Regions from separate parts of the Homo sapiens genome. Here regions 2, 3 and 4 are each linked to region 1. Evidence: chromatin contacts called from ENCODE Hi-C or POLR2A ChIA-PET data. All regions are on one chromosome and are shown on one strand. The core of a region is the stretch at or near the end of the contact, and the rest is flanking DNA. Distances in the headings are between cores, read along the strand shown.

Region 1 (3,188 bases), core at 345-2,844:
AATTTGCAGTTGCTCTCAAGAGTGGGTGTGGTCACTTGTTGTTCCCTTTAGCCATCATATCAGCTGCCTGGGTGAGGGGTCAGTGTGCCAAACGTTCCTGGTGGGAAATGACTTGGTTTCCCATATGAGCCCCGACCTTCACTGGCCTCTCCCTCTTAGAACTCCCATTAACCACCATGTGTGCTGGTCACTGCAGCTGAATCCATCCACAGGGGCTGCCCAGAAAAAGACAATGACTTCTGCAGGGCTGGGGAGGCTGTCCTCGTGAAAATAACTGAATCTACCCGAGTGTGTGGCCTGTGCTGGGGAAACGTGGGTGACTTGAATGATGTCAGGCAATCAGTGCAATTGAAATATGTCAAAAATGGCTCCATCAACGCACCCGGCTCATATTTAGCTATAAAATGTGAGGCCAGGTTACGAACCGGAAGCATTTCTTTCAACCAAAGTCATTTGGAAAGGAATATCTTTGACACATCCTTGCTGCCCCTTCCCCCATTGCGGTGTCCCTGGCTGTGTGGCTGGCAGCCTGGCTCTTGGTGAGTCGCAGCTGCACCTGTGCCCACCTTCTCACCACGGGAGTAGGTGCTTCTCCTTTGGGCACCTTCTGGCTTTGCACCGTAAAAGTGAAATACGGTGTGGTCCTGCAAGCTGCTTCTCCAGTGATGTGAAAAGCGTAAGAGAGAGGCTCTGGGAAGGGGCAGATGCTGCAGGTGCAATGATGCCAGCTGTTGAGGACGGTGCCCTGTGCCTGGGGAAGTACATGCTGTAACTGGAGCTCCACCTTGGTACCCCACCGCTGGACCCTCCAAAGAGAGCTCTGACATGTATGAAGTTTCATATACTCAATTCCTTTACCGCTGGACTTGTGAGAATTGTATGAGGAAGGCCACTTTGAGGATCATATTCATGCTGGCAATAATGACATGAAAAGCAACAGTAATAGTAGCAACTATCGTCAAGGTCCCATAGGTACCAGTTTTCATGCTTAACAGCACAACCATCTCATCCCTGGAACCAAGCATCCCTGGAACCAAGCAAGATCAGTGCTGTTGATCTTCATTTTGCAATTGAGGTAACGGAGGCTCAGTTAACTTAAGTAACTTGTCAGGGGTACAAAGTAAGTATAAGTGGCTGAGCTGTGATTCAGATCCAGGCCCATCTGATGCGATAGCTCATTCTTTTCTCCATGACATCAGGAGGCCTCCTCCTCCCTTGTGTTGCTCAGAGTTCTGATAAGAATCAGATTTCTAGGTGAATCACAAGAAGGTGACTATTCTGGTTAGATAACGGGAGAATGGGCCCCATCATGGCAACAGACTCCTAAGACTCATACATCACAAGAAAGGGCTCCCTACAGCTTTGACACTAGGGTGCTTCTCTGTGCACCTCCTTGCTCCCCTCCCATGAGAAGGACTGTCTTTCATCCTCATAGCTATTATTTTTGAAACATCAGTTTTAATTTGGGGCACCCGCTCTCTTCGGGAGATTGCAAAAATTAAATCGTTTTTAAGCAACCCAACAACACTTCTGGGGTTTGTAATAAACTTGTGAAATTTGCGGAACTTGGTGGTTGAGGTTCTCTCCGTCCTACTTCCCTGGGGCCCCGAGGAGCTTTCGAGTTGGTTCTTCATGCCCTCTTGTTTGGAGCTGCTTTTGTCAACTGGGCCCAGCTACTGCGTCTTGGACCAAGGAGGCGATGAGCCCTGAAACAGTCCAGGGTCTCTAGGAGAGCAACTCCCAAACCATGTTTCTGGCCCTGCCTTCCCTCTGTTATTCTGGGGAAAAAACTGACCCTACGTGGGTGGGAGGTCCCATCTACAGAGACCAGCCTTGTTTGTTTCCATAGGATTTGACTACTGAGGGGCACGAAAATACATAGCCAACTTCCCCTTGCAGAGTTCACTGTCTCCCCTTCCAGCAGATGACTCCAGGATCCTTGGAAGCATAGGAACACACCCCAGTTGATGACACTGTTTCCTCTCCTCTGCAGAAGAAGATCCTCTCCACTCACAGGAAACAGCAGCAAGATGGTTTCCAGGCACCAGCTGTCACTGGGCTTGTACTGTTACAGTCCAAGCTGAGCACGCAAGGCAGGGTGTGTTTCTGGCTCCCCATAGCTGAAAGCTCAACTTCATGTGGTCAGGTCTTGGATGGCGTCAAGGCCTGTAGGGTGAACAGAACTCTCTGAGTCACCTTTCCCTGCTGTTCAGGGCCTTGATATAACAGACAGGGCCATTGGCTCCACAGGGGCATGGTGGGGAAGAAGGGTCCAGGAAGGCACTTTGCCTTTGTGTCTTGTCCTTGGTATTTGGAGGGCAACACCCCTGTATTTTTCTAATCCTATTAGCTAAGAATCTGGAACCTGGGCCAGAGGCCTGGGTTCTAACACTATCTCCACCGTTTCCCAACCATGGATACACCCTATACTTTCCCTCGTCTGTACAGTGGAGCTAATAATAGTACCTAACTCATGGAACTATCATGAGTCTTAAATGAGTGTTAACACGCATGAAGTGAAGTGCTTATATCTGGCAGATAGTAAATGTGTATTATCAATTTAATTTACACTATTATTTGACTGTATTTCTACTATACAGAGCAACTATTGCCTGGTCATATGTCCTAACAAATAAACTGTGGAGACAGACAAGTAACTGTCTCAGTGCTAAGGACACCACTGACCCTCAACAGAATAATGCCCCCTAAAGATGTGTAGACCCTAATCCCCGGAATCTGGGAATGTGTTAGGTTACACGGCAAAGGCAAAGGAAGGTTGCAGGAGGAGCTGAGGCTGCAAATCAGCTGACCTTACAGTGGGAAGAGAAGCCTGAGTTCTCCAGGTGAGACCAATGTCCAGCATCCTGGCTGAGCCTGCTCCCTTTACAAACAAGGTTAGGATTTATAACTGCTTTCATGGTAACATCTGGCTCATTTCTCTCAAGTTCCCCCAACTCTTTTTTTTTTTTTAGTATACAAATCTTTATTCTAAAGTCATTTCATTTCGGCTCAATTCCTTCTCTCTCTCTTTCTACCTGTTTGTTTGGCCTTTGGAGATTGAGAATGAGAAGTAACAGGACTCATTACCCACAGCTAGTCACAAGAGGAGACAGAGGGAGAGTGAATGCAAAAGAAAGGTACCAGAGAGGCCACCTTGCTGGCTGTCAAGGTGGAGTAAAGAGGCCACA
Region 2 (3,188 bases), core at 297-2,796, about 220 Mb after region 1:
GTGACATTTTCTCTTTCTCTGACTTTATGCCAAATTTACTTCAACTTCTAGCATCCATCATTCTCATTTATGAACAAATATGTATTTAACAAATGTGGAAATACAAATCATGAAGCAAACAAAACCAAACCCTGGGCTTACGTAGCCGATAGTAAAAAATTCACCAAAATAACCACCCGATTACAGTTTCATGCAATGTGATAGGAGTAAGGGACCACCATAGGGAGGTCAGAAGGTGCTTTTCAGAGGTGGAGACTACAGCTGTTCTCAGAAGAATAGGGGTTAGAAGAACTTTCCAGGCACAGAGCAAAGCATGAGCAAAAGCTCTGTGGAGGCCAGGAAGCTGGTAAATAGGGAATAAAAGAGGCCAGTTTGGCTGGAGCAGAGAGAGCAGAACAGAATTGGTCTGAGTAGTGAGAAGAGATGAAGAAGTGGGCAAGGCGCCTGGCCATTCGGGGCTTGGTTAGTTAGGAGGTTTTGTCTAAGAGAATGGGAAGGTGTTTAAGTGCTTTAGGCTGGGAAGTGACACGGTCACATTATATTTTGGAAAAGCCACTCTGCCTGTTGTGTTGAGATTAGAGAGGCGATAAAGGGGATATGGGTAAACCACAAGAAGACTAGGTCAGTAGTCCCTCGACCCTCACTCCCCAGGTGAAGGCAGCCTAGACTAGGGTGGTGACGGAGGAGATAGAAGAGGACAGATTCAAGGAAAATTTGGAAGGTAAAAACCAGTAGGATTTGCTGACGGATGGAGTATAGGAGGGGAGAGGTAGATTATCAGGGATGTATCTTAGTTTTCTTATACAAGATAGATTCAGTTGCAATGAAATTGTTAACTGAAATTGACTTTAAATAATGGCATGACCTAAAGTTATGCAAACATTTGCCTTAGATAAAATATCAAGTTTTCAAAGTTTTTAGCTGGGTGGACGGCATGGCTTTACTTCCTATTTCTTGGTATTCTAATCCTGTTGAAAAAAAAAGTTTTTCTTTTTCTCAAAGGCTTATTTCAGTGGAAGCCCATCTGCAAAATCTGTTAATAAATTTAAATTAGAAAATAACTACAAGTGCCATTGACACATTGGTTATTCTTTTTGAGAGTGACCTAAGGCCACCTCTGGGAGAGCTGGGGGCTCTTCTGAAGCCTGCCCGACTGCACCGCGTGCCCGTGCCTGGAAGTCAGATTCGGGGCGGTGCGGCAGCGCGAGGCCTGCAGTCCTAAGCGCGGGGTCGCTCCAGCCCCAGAGGGGGTGTGTCTCCTGCCTCTTCAACCTGGCAGGGGCTGTTCAAGTGGCCGGGGAAACCAGCGATTTGGAGGGTCGAGGGCTGGTGCTTTGAAAGACAGGCGGAGGGGAGAGAGGGATTTCCCCGTCCCCGCTGCACTCGGTCCTTCCCCTGGGTTACTCCTTTCCTCCGCCTGCGCGGCCCCTAACCTGCTCGAACCCGTTGTGCAGAAGAGGCCGCCGGGTCCCTTTAAGGCCCCGCCGCGCCTGCGCCTTGGGTTATCCTGACACGCCCATCGGGATCCTGAGGAGCCAGTGGGCTGCAGGCGCAGGCGCAGGCGAGGGGCTGGGTGGCGGTTGAGACAGCGGCGGTACTGGGAGGCGTAGGTGAGGGTCGCGAGGCTGCCCGAGCTTCTGAGCGAGCGCGGTGCTTTTGGGAACGCGGGACGGGCGATCTGCGGCGCCAGGAGCTGGGCCGAGGCGCGGCGGCGCGGCTGCCGGCTGCCCTGTGAATGGGAAGTTACGCGAAGTCCACCCAGCGTTTCTGAGGTGAGGGCGCCGCGCCAGGCTGGGCGGGCGGTGAATCCGGGACCCGCGGGCGCACAGCTGGGTCGAGGCGCGGCCGTGGCAAGTTTTGTTGCGCGAGCGCGGGGGCGGGTGGGGGCTGTGGGGGGTCGTGCACCGCCGGGGCCTGAGTTCCCCGCGCTGGATTCTTCGCCTGCCGCTGCCGCCCGCAGCCCAACTCTCGTGGGCGCTGGGGAAGAAACTCGCTGGCGGGTGTTCTGTGGCATCCCAGGGGGTGGAGGGACGGAGCAGCTTCGGGGGCACGTCCTCCTATATCCTGTAGAGGACACTGACCCCGCACCCCACCCTCCAGGCCAGAAATCCGTTCCCTCTGCGGACCTGAGAGGCGAGCGCGCTCGCGCCCCTGACTTGCAAAGTTGGGGTCTTTACTGGCCTCCGGGCTTCTGCTCCTGGCGGTGTCTCCAGGCTGGTGATGGGCAAGCCAGGTGTGCCAGCTCCAGGATGCACATGAGCAGCATTTGTAGCCATCACTGAATCACCTCCTGACTAGCGGGGCAAGCCTCAAATGAACCGCAGGATTTCGGGTAGATTGGATTGTGGGGTTGCTGTTTGCACTCCAAAGAGTTGCTGTGATTTCCCTGCGTCTGGCTGGCTGGCTGGCTTCTTAGATCATCTCATGTGGCGTCCTTTCAGCGGAGAGTTAACCAAGACGTTTGGCCTGGCTTCCTTGTTTTCCTCCTATCTTTTGCTTAGAGCTGCTTTCGAAAAGAAGTCTTTTCTGGCAGTGGTATCTTTTCTTTGGGTTACAGTGTTGTTCATCCTTTCTTTGCCAAAAGAATGAATCCCAGTGCTTCAGGAAGTTAAAGAAAAGATCTGCTGGTAGTGTTCTGAGCTGATATGCGTTAGTAGCTTTTTGTTTTTAAATTCTATTGGTAAAATTTCACTAGTGAACCAGAAGCTACTTTTTCTATTCTGAAATGCTAGCTTTAAGATTTCTGAGAACTTTGCGTCAAAGAAATCTTGGAAAAGTTACTGAAGTATACAGAAGTTCACAATTTTACATGTGCAGGTGGCCCGGGCGCAGTGATCACACCTGTAATCCCAGCACTTTGGGACGCCAAGGTGGGTAGATCACTTGAGCCCAGGATTTCCAGACCAGCCTGGGCAATGTGGCAAAACCCTTTCTCTACTAAAAATACAGAAGTTAGCTGTGTGTGGTGGCGTGTGCCTGTAGTCCCAGCTACCCGGTAGGCTGAGTTGGGAGGATCACCAGAGCCCGGGAGGTTGAGATTGCAGTGAGCCGTGATCATGGCAGTGCACTCCGACCTGGATGGCAGAGTGAGACCCTGTCTCAAAAAAAAAAAAAAAAAAGTAATGAATTTTTACCAAGTGAACCACCACAGATCAAGAAATTGAACATTACTAGTCTGGGGTATATTT
Region 3 (3,188 bases), core at 221-2,720, about 220 Mb after region 1:
CTTCTTCAAAGGATCAAGTAGGTTCTCCGTCCCTGCAGTGAGGCACGGTTGTCCCTGTCTCTCACCCCCTTATCAGCCTTAGCTGTTCTGTCTTTTACGACTTCTGCTCTTTAGGCAGGTCCAAAAGGCAGCATCATTACCTGTTCTATTTAAGCAATTGTGGTGGTCAGAAAGTGCCTGCTTGCAGAGAGTTCCTGCCCACCCCCACCCCATACTCAGTCCTGGCCTGTTCTCAGAGCCATCTGATCCCTACCTCATGTGATACCAGAGATGGTCCTGCTGCTGCTGCTGCTGCTGTGGCCGCCAGGAGAGACAGCAGGTGGTAGGGCCGTCAGTCAGTGGTTGTGGGGATTCAGGGCCCTGAACTGGGACCTAGGAGATCCAAAAAGGTCAGGGAAGTTGCTGGTCTTGGCCAAATGGGCCGTGCTGTAGGCACTCAGTGGTGGCTGTCTCAGGCCGACTGCCCACAGATATGTGCAGTCTGCTCTCAGGATCAGGCACACGACTTTGGGGGTCAGGTACAAGAGTAGCCACTCCAAGTGTGGGCTTGTTAAGAACTGTTTTCTTTTGAGGCAGGGTCTCGCTATGTCCCAGTCATAGCTCACTGCAACCTCAAAGTTCCAGGCTCAAGGAATCCTCCCACCTCAGCCTCCCACATAGCTGGGACCACAAGCACATGCCACAGCACCCAGCTAAATTTTTTTTTTTTTTTAAGAGGCAGGGTCTTACTGTGGCACCCAGGCTGGTCTCAAACCCCTGGGCTCAAGTGATTCTCCCACCTCAGCCTCCCAAAGTGCTGAGACTACAGGTGTGAGCCACCATGCTTGGCCTGTAACTGCTTTTGAGAAAGGCTCCTTTATCCTTGGTCCACTGGGGTATTCAGAGATGGGGTTGGCTTTAGCCTTCTATGCTACTAGCTGAGCACCCCGACTGCATAGCCACCACCTGGCCTTGGCCTGGGACAGAGCAGCAGTGGGGAGGGGCCTTTGTGCATCTCTGCTCCTACAGCTCAGGGCTGGGAGTGGCTTACACTGGGGGAATATGTGATCCCTGAGCCTGGGTAGTGGCTACTTTGTCAGGGTGCTTTGTGCCACCTTCGTCCCCTTCCAGAGCTTTCTGTCTGTGTGGATGAGTAGGGTAGGAACTGGCATGAAAGGTGGAAGAGCAGGTGGTGGCAGCCTGTGGGCAGCCAGGTGTGTAATGGGCCTCTGTTCTGCCTGAGTCCTGCTGGTTACCACCACCTCACTCCCTGCTATTCTTAGCAGCTGAGCTCAGGACAGCACTGACTGGCATTAGACAGTACCCTTTTCCCTCTAGGCCTGTGTGTTGAGAGGATGAGGGGGCCACCCAGACAGATTTTTCCCAACTCCTTTGGCTCGGGTAGGTGGGCCATGTGCTCTGCTGACCATTTATGGACTGGCGGGTACAGGACAGAGCCATCCAGCAGCTCAGAGGGCTGAGCCTTTCATACTTCCAGGACATGGCCCATTCAACACAGACTCCCCTGGCTGGGTGGTGGCGAGACTGGAATCTGCCCCAAAGGAACCACAGGCCTAGGGGCAAGGGTTGGACTAGGTGGCCTTGGTACTGACCACTTTGGGAACCAGCATTTCTCCCAGCCTTCTTCTTCCAGACATCATCAGCCCAGCCACCTTTGAGAGCGGACAGGTTATGTGGTATGCAGACAGCACTTGTTATTCCCTGGGCTCTTCACAGCATCTCTAACATAAGTCATTATTCTGTTTTTACAGATGAAGGAATTAAGACTTAGAGAGGGCTACTTTTTTTTTTTTTTTTTTTTTTTGAGACGGAGTCTTGCTCTGTCACCCAGACTAGAGTGCAGTGGTGCGATCATGGCTCACTGCAACCTCCGCCTCCCAGGTTCAAGCAATTCTCCTGCCTCCGCCTCCCAAGTAGCTGGTATTACAGGCACATGCCACCACGCCCAGCTACTTTTTGTATTTTTAGTAGAGTCGCAATTTCACCATGTTGGCCAGGCTGGTCTTGAACTACTGACCTCATGATCTGCCCGCCTCAGCCTCCCAAAGTGCTGGGATTACAGGCGTGAGCCACCGCACCCGGCCACATACTTTTTTTTTTTTTTTTTTTTTGAGACAGAGTCTTACTCTTGTTGCCCGGGCTGAAGTACAATGACACGATCTCGGCTTACTACAACCTCTGCCCCACCAAGGTTCAAGCGATTCTCCTGCCTCTGCCTCCCGAGTAGCGGGGATTATACGAATGTGCCACCACGCCCAGCTAATTTTTGTGTTTTTAGTAGGGATGGGGTTTCACCATGTGGCCAGGCTCGTCCCGAACTCCTGACCTCAGGTGATCTGCCCGCCTCGGCCTCCCAAAGTGCTGGGATTACAGGCACGGGCCACCACACCCAGTCTGGACTGGTTATACTTTTGAGTTTAGTGGAGAATTCAGCCTTCTGACCTCCTGCATGCCAGAGTCTAGGACTAGGCACAGCCTTTTTTCTGGAGTCTAGGCAGCCCCCCTGTGAGCTCAGGGGAATGGATGGGATTTAGTGTCATCTGGCTGATATCAAGGACTTACTTTTAGTTAGTAATCTTTTCTTTTCTTTATGGCTCACTGCAGCCTTGGCCTCCTGGTCTGAAGCAATCCTCCTACCTCAGGTCCTGTGCAGTTGGGACCACGGGTCCATGCCACCAGGCTTGCTGATTTTTTTATTTCTCGTAGAGTCGAGTTCTCACTTTGTTGCCCAGACGGGTCTAGAATTCCTGTGCCCCAGTGATCCTCCTGCCTTGGCCTCCCAAGGTGCTGGGATTACAGGCATGAGAAACTGCACCTGGTTTAATAATCTTTTCTTAATATCATCAAATAGCCAGCGTCTAAATTTTCCATATGTCTCATAAATGCCACAGATAGGCCAGGTGCAGTGGCTCACACCTATAATCCCAATACTTCGGGAGGCCAAGGCGGGCAGATCATCTGAGGTCTGGAGTTCGGGACCAGCCTGGCCAACATGGTGAAACCCCCATCTCTACTAAAAATACAAAAATTATCCAGGTGTGGTGACACATGCCTGTAATCCCAGCTACTGGGGAGGCTGAGGCACCAGACTCGCTTGAACCCAGGAGGCGGAGGTTTCAGTGAGTCGAGATCACACCACTGCACTCCAGCCTGGGTGACAGAGTGAAACTCTGTCTCAAAATAAATAA
Region 4 (3,188 bases), core at 212-2,711, about 220 Mb after region 1:
TGGCTAGTTTGAATGGCATGGTGGGACTATGATGGCACCAAACTCGCGGGGCAGGCAAGAGGGCTTACAGAAGCAGAACAAAGGCAGCTAGTCAAACTGTGACAGGTCTCACGAGGCAAGAATAGCTGGTGACCTTGCAGCTGCACTGAAGGGAAATCAAGAACTTAACAAAACTTGAATAGTGAGAAATGGTAAAGGGAAAAGAGAAGGTAATAAAAGCATTTGCTGTTTCTTGCTCTTATCCTTCCTAGGGATAACAGACTGTTAAGAGAGTCTCCAGAACTCATTTCTCAGCGATGTGGTTTTTCAGAAACTATCTGTTCCTGACCTTGCAGCCAAGCAAGTACAGGAAAATACTTTTTCTTTTTAATTTCTACCTTATTACTACAAGTTACAAAACAGAGGTTTCCACGTTTGGAAAAATAAGAGACAACAACATAGCCATAGAATGCATAGCCCTCAGCCTTACAGTAAACCACTTTGATAACCATAACATGTGCTCTACATACCACACATGTGAACTTCCGCCCCGCCACAGCTCCATACGCCTCACCCTTTACACGCACGGTCACTTGCCCCGAGCACCACCCCAGCCAATCCCCAATCACCCTGAGCCCTCCTAGCCCTAACGCACAGCTAGGACGCTCACGTCCAGCCAGCGGTCCCGGACTTGCTCCTACAGCACGGGAAATCCTTCATGGCGAAGCAGCAGCCCCTGCGCTGCCTCATCTACATAGAAACGCCCTATCGGTGATGTCACCAACAGTGCCTTTCCCAGTCCCCTTCTGTTCTTCCGCCCCACCCTCCTCCACTCAGCCCACCAACCCGGTGCCGCAGCCGGCGGGGGAAGTGACGTCCGCCTGTCCCTCCTTTCTGTCTCGCCCTTGTCTTTTGGGGAGGTGCGCCGAGACCCTGCATCTAGTCTCCCCCGAAGAAGTGATTACTTAACCTGTGTCCTGCGGAGGACCCTTCTGGCGGGCAGCTGGAAGCCTGTGCACCCGTCTTCAAATAATGGCTTTTAATAGCAGACTGGAACGTTTCGGATTACAAAGCAAACCGGACCCTTTCAAACCTGGTTATCTTTGTGAAGTAGCATTCCACTTAAAATTGGGAGCCCTTTAATAACAGAGAGAAATCATGTCTATGAAACTAGAGAAGCTGCTCAGATAACTGCAAACCAGCCATCCTTACTGGTTTTACGAGTAGTAGTGTTATAAAGAAAGTTGTCCAGTTTTATGAGTCTTGTAGGTTTGTTTTTTTGTTTTTCAAATACAGTAGTGTACAAAAAGGAAGCAGAATGTGGTTGCTGTCTCAATGTAATGCCTCGCTGGGCCTGAGAATTTGAAAATAAAAAAGTTCTCTTCTTTCCCCATTCTCCCTTTAGATGAAAAGTCTTTCTTGGCCGGGCGCGGTGGCTGACGCTTGTAAGCCCAGCACTTTGGGAGGCTGAGGCGGGCCGATCACGAGGTCAGGAGATCGAGACCACGGTGAAACCCCGTCTCTACTAAAAATAAAAAAAAAAAATTAGCCTGGCGTGGTGGCGGGCGCCTGTAGTCTCAGCTACTCGCAGAGGCTGAGGCAGGAGAATGGCGTGAACCCGGGAGGCGGAGCTTGCAGTGAGCTGAGATCGCCCACTGCACTCCAGCCTGGGCGACAGAGCGAGACTCCGTTTAAAAAAAAAAAAAGTATTTCTTGAAAGCATTGTCGATCAAAAGCTGTGTCCCTCCTTGCCAGAATGGCTCATTCCCAGATAGTCCTGTCCCACACGGGGGTCAGGGGAGGGAAGGAGACCTCTCTTTTTAACAGCGTCCAAAAGCTGAACTGGTGTGGCATCACAACATGGAAAAAAAAAAAAAAAAAGAGAGAGAGAGAGAGAGAGAGATATCTCGGCCAATTCTATAGTTGCTGTCACTTGTTGAATCATCTCTAGTTTTCAGAGTACCATGAATTTAGTTTCTCAAAAGAAGTAAAACAATGAGAAATACATAACATTAATAATTTGAGTAGTAGAAATATAATGCATACAAGAATGATCATCACAAAGAGAATCTGTATCCTGGAACAGTAAGGGAACCAGGGAACTGGGATTTGATGTTTCAGCCAACTGAAAACATCAGGGAAAACATCAAACCCCATTTCTTCTTTAGTGATTTCTTGCAGCCAAGTGGCTTCTTTTCTGATTTTTTCTAGAGAAGGTTCTACTACATGGGAAATGTATATGTATATGCAACAAAAGGTATTTGCCACCACACATCTCCCTGCTCAGCTAAATGTATCACCTAAAGTGATGTGATTATCTAGTACAACCTTAGCCAGTGACTAAATACCTTTTTATAGAGCTGCAAAAGAGGCCGCAGTTTCATCAGCAATGTTTTTCTTTCTTTTTCTTTTTCTTTCAGAGACAGTGTCTGGCTCTGTGGCTCAGGCTGGAGTGCAGTGGCGCCATCATAGCTCACTGCAGCCTCAAACTCTTTGGCTTAAGTGATTCTCCTGTCTCAGCCCCTGAGTCACTGGGATTACAGGCCAGAGCCACCATGCCTGGTTTTCATCAGCAATGTTTCCTGAGGTTACAAAAAGATTTGTAATCCTGGGAGGAAACACTCCCTTGAAGCAAGTGTTCTCCCCAAAAAAATGCAAGGAGCTATCTTCTTGATAGCCAGGCAGATAATTCTCAGGTTTTGCCCCACAGAATCTCTATCTAAAATAGAGCAGTGGTCATGCCTAGTGAAAAGTTTGAGGGAACTCGCCCAATGTTGGGTTTCTTCAGAGCCATATATATAGATATAACCAAATATCCTAAAAGACACTGCCCTTCATCATTCCATGCCGTTAGACATTTACAGGACCATGGATGGTGATCTCCTCCAGACAAAAATAAATGCTGGTGCAGAACAGGTAAGTGTATTATAATTTGAGTACATCAGCTTTTGGGCATTTTAAACCATGGGTCAGACATGTTAGAGCAAGAGGGCAGGTTGATAGCAAGAGGGAGTGTTTTTCTTTTAATTTTCCAATAGCAAAGTGATGTTTGCCACTGTCATTTCAGAGTGAGGTGACAATTTGTTGTTGTTTGGTTTTGTGGGTTTTTTGTTTGTTTGTTTTTGAGACAAGGTCTCACTGTCACCCAGGCTGGAGTGCAGTGGCATGATCAGGGTTTACTTCTGCTTTGACCTCACATATTCAAGCAA

The links. Hi-C counts contacts between places; a loop is a spot of excess contacts on that map. ChIA-PET counts read pairs that join two places held with the same protein, here RNA polymerase II (POLR2A).
Region 2: a loop to region 1 is called in a map of transverse colon, with 72 times the contacts of the local background. The contact joins the promoter of NBPF1 here to the enhancer-like site in region 1. A Hi-C loop is called at or near these places in 13 of 168 maps with a recorded cell type or tissue (GM12878, GM13976, HAP-1 and 7 more).
Region 3: a map of HepG2 shows a loop between it and region 1 (116-fold over the local background). The contact joins two enhancer-like sites. A Hi-C loop is called at or near these places in 8 of 168 maps with a recorded cell type or tissue (GM12878, GM13976, HAP-1 and 5 more). POLR2A ChIA-PET finds 5 or more read pairs at or near these places in 1 of 52 experiments (activated B cell).
Region 4: a map of GM23248 shows a loop between it and region 1 (90-fold over the local background). The contact joins two enhancer-like sites. A Hi-C loop is called at or near these places in 3 of 168 maps with a recorded cell type or tissue (GM12878, GM23248 and HL-60/S4).

The regions. Positions count from the first base shown.
Region 1 is chr1:234,774,082-234,777,269 of GRCh38, reverse strand. LOC107985364 (a long non-coding RNA gene) reads right to left here. Exons shown (of 3, transcript XR_001738532.2): 2 at 3,142-3,188; 3 at 1-2,166. Among named protein-coding and RNA genes, the nearest start is that of LINC02961, 16 kb to the right of the region's middle. RefSeq lists an enhancer at 1-502. Within about 2 kb of position 1,594, at least 6 of the 41 ENCODE cell types and tissues checked have a DNase peak (open chromatin) inside an H3K27ac peak, as active enhancers do.
Region 2 is chr1:16,611,922-16,615,109 of GRCh38, reverse strand. It overlaps NBPF1 (NBPF member 1), which reads left to right and starts at 1,546. Exons shown (of 18, transcript NM_001405701.2): 1 at 1,546-1,772. RefSeq lists an enhancer at 745-1,702.
Region 3 is chr1:16,636,478-16,639,665 of GRCh38, reverse strand. It overlaps the pseudogene CROCCP2. Among named protein-coding and RNA genes, the nearest start is that of NBPF1, 25 kb to the right of the region's middle. RefSeq lists enhancers at 737-1,628, 2,603-3,103. Within about 2 kb of position 1,470, at least 2 of the 41 ENCODE cell types and tissues checked have a DNase peak (open chromatin) inside an H3K27ac peak, as active enhancers do.
Region 4 is chr1:16,902,523-16,905,710 of GRCh38, reverse strand. No RefSeq gene overlaps it. Among named protein-coding and RNA genes, the nearest start is that of RNU1-2, 8.1 kb to the right of the region's middle. RefSeq lists a silencer at 103-397 and enhancers at 138-777, 934-983, 1,084-1,133, 778-1,417, 1,604-1,883. Within about 2 kb of position 1,461, at least 41 of the 41 ENCODE cell types and tissues checked have a DNase peak (open chromatin) inside an H3K27ac peak, as active enhancers do.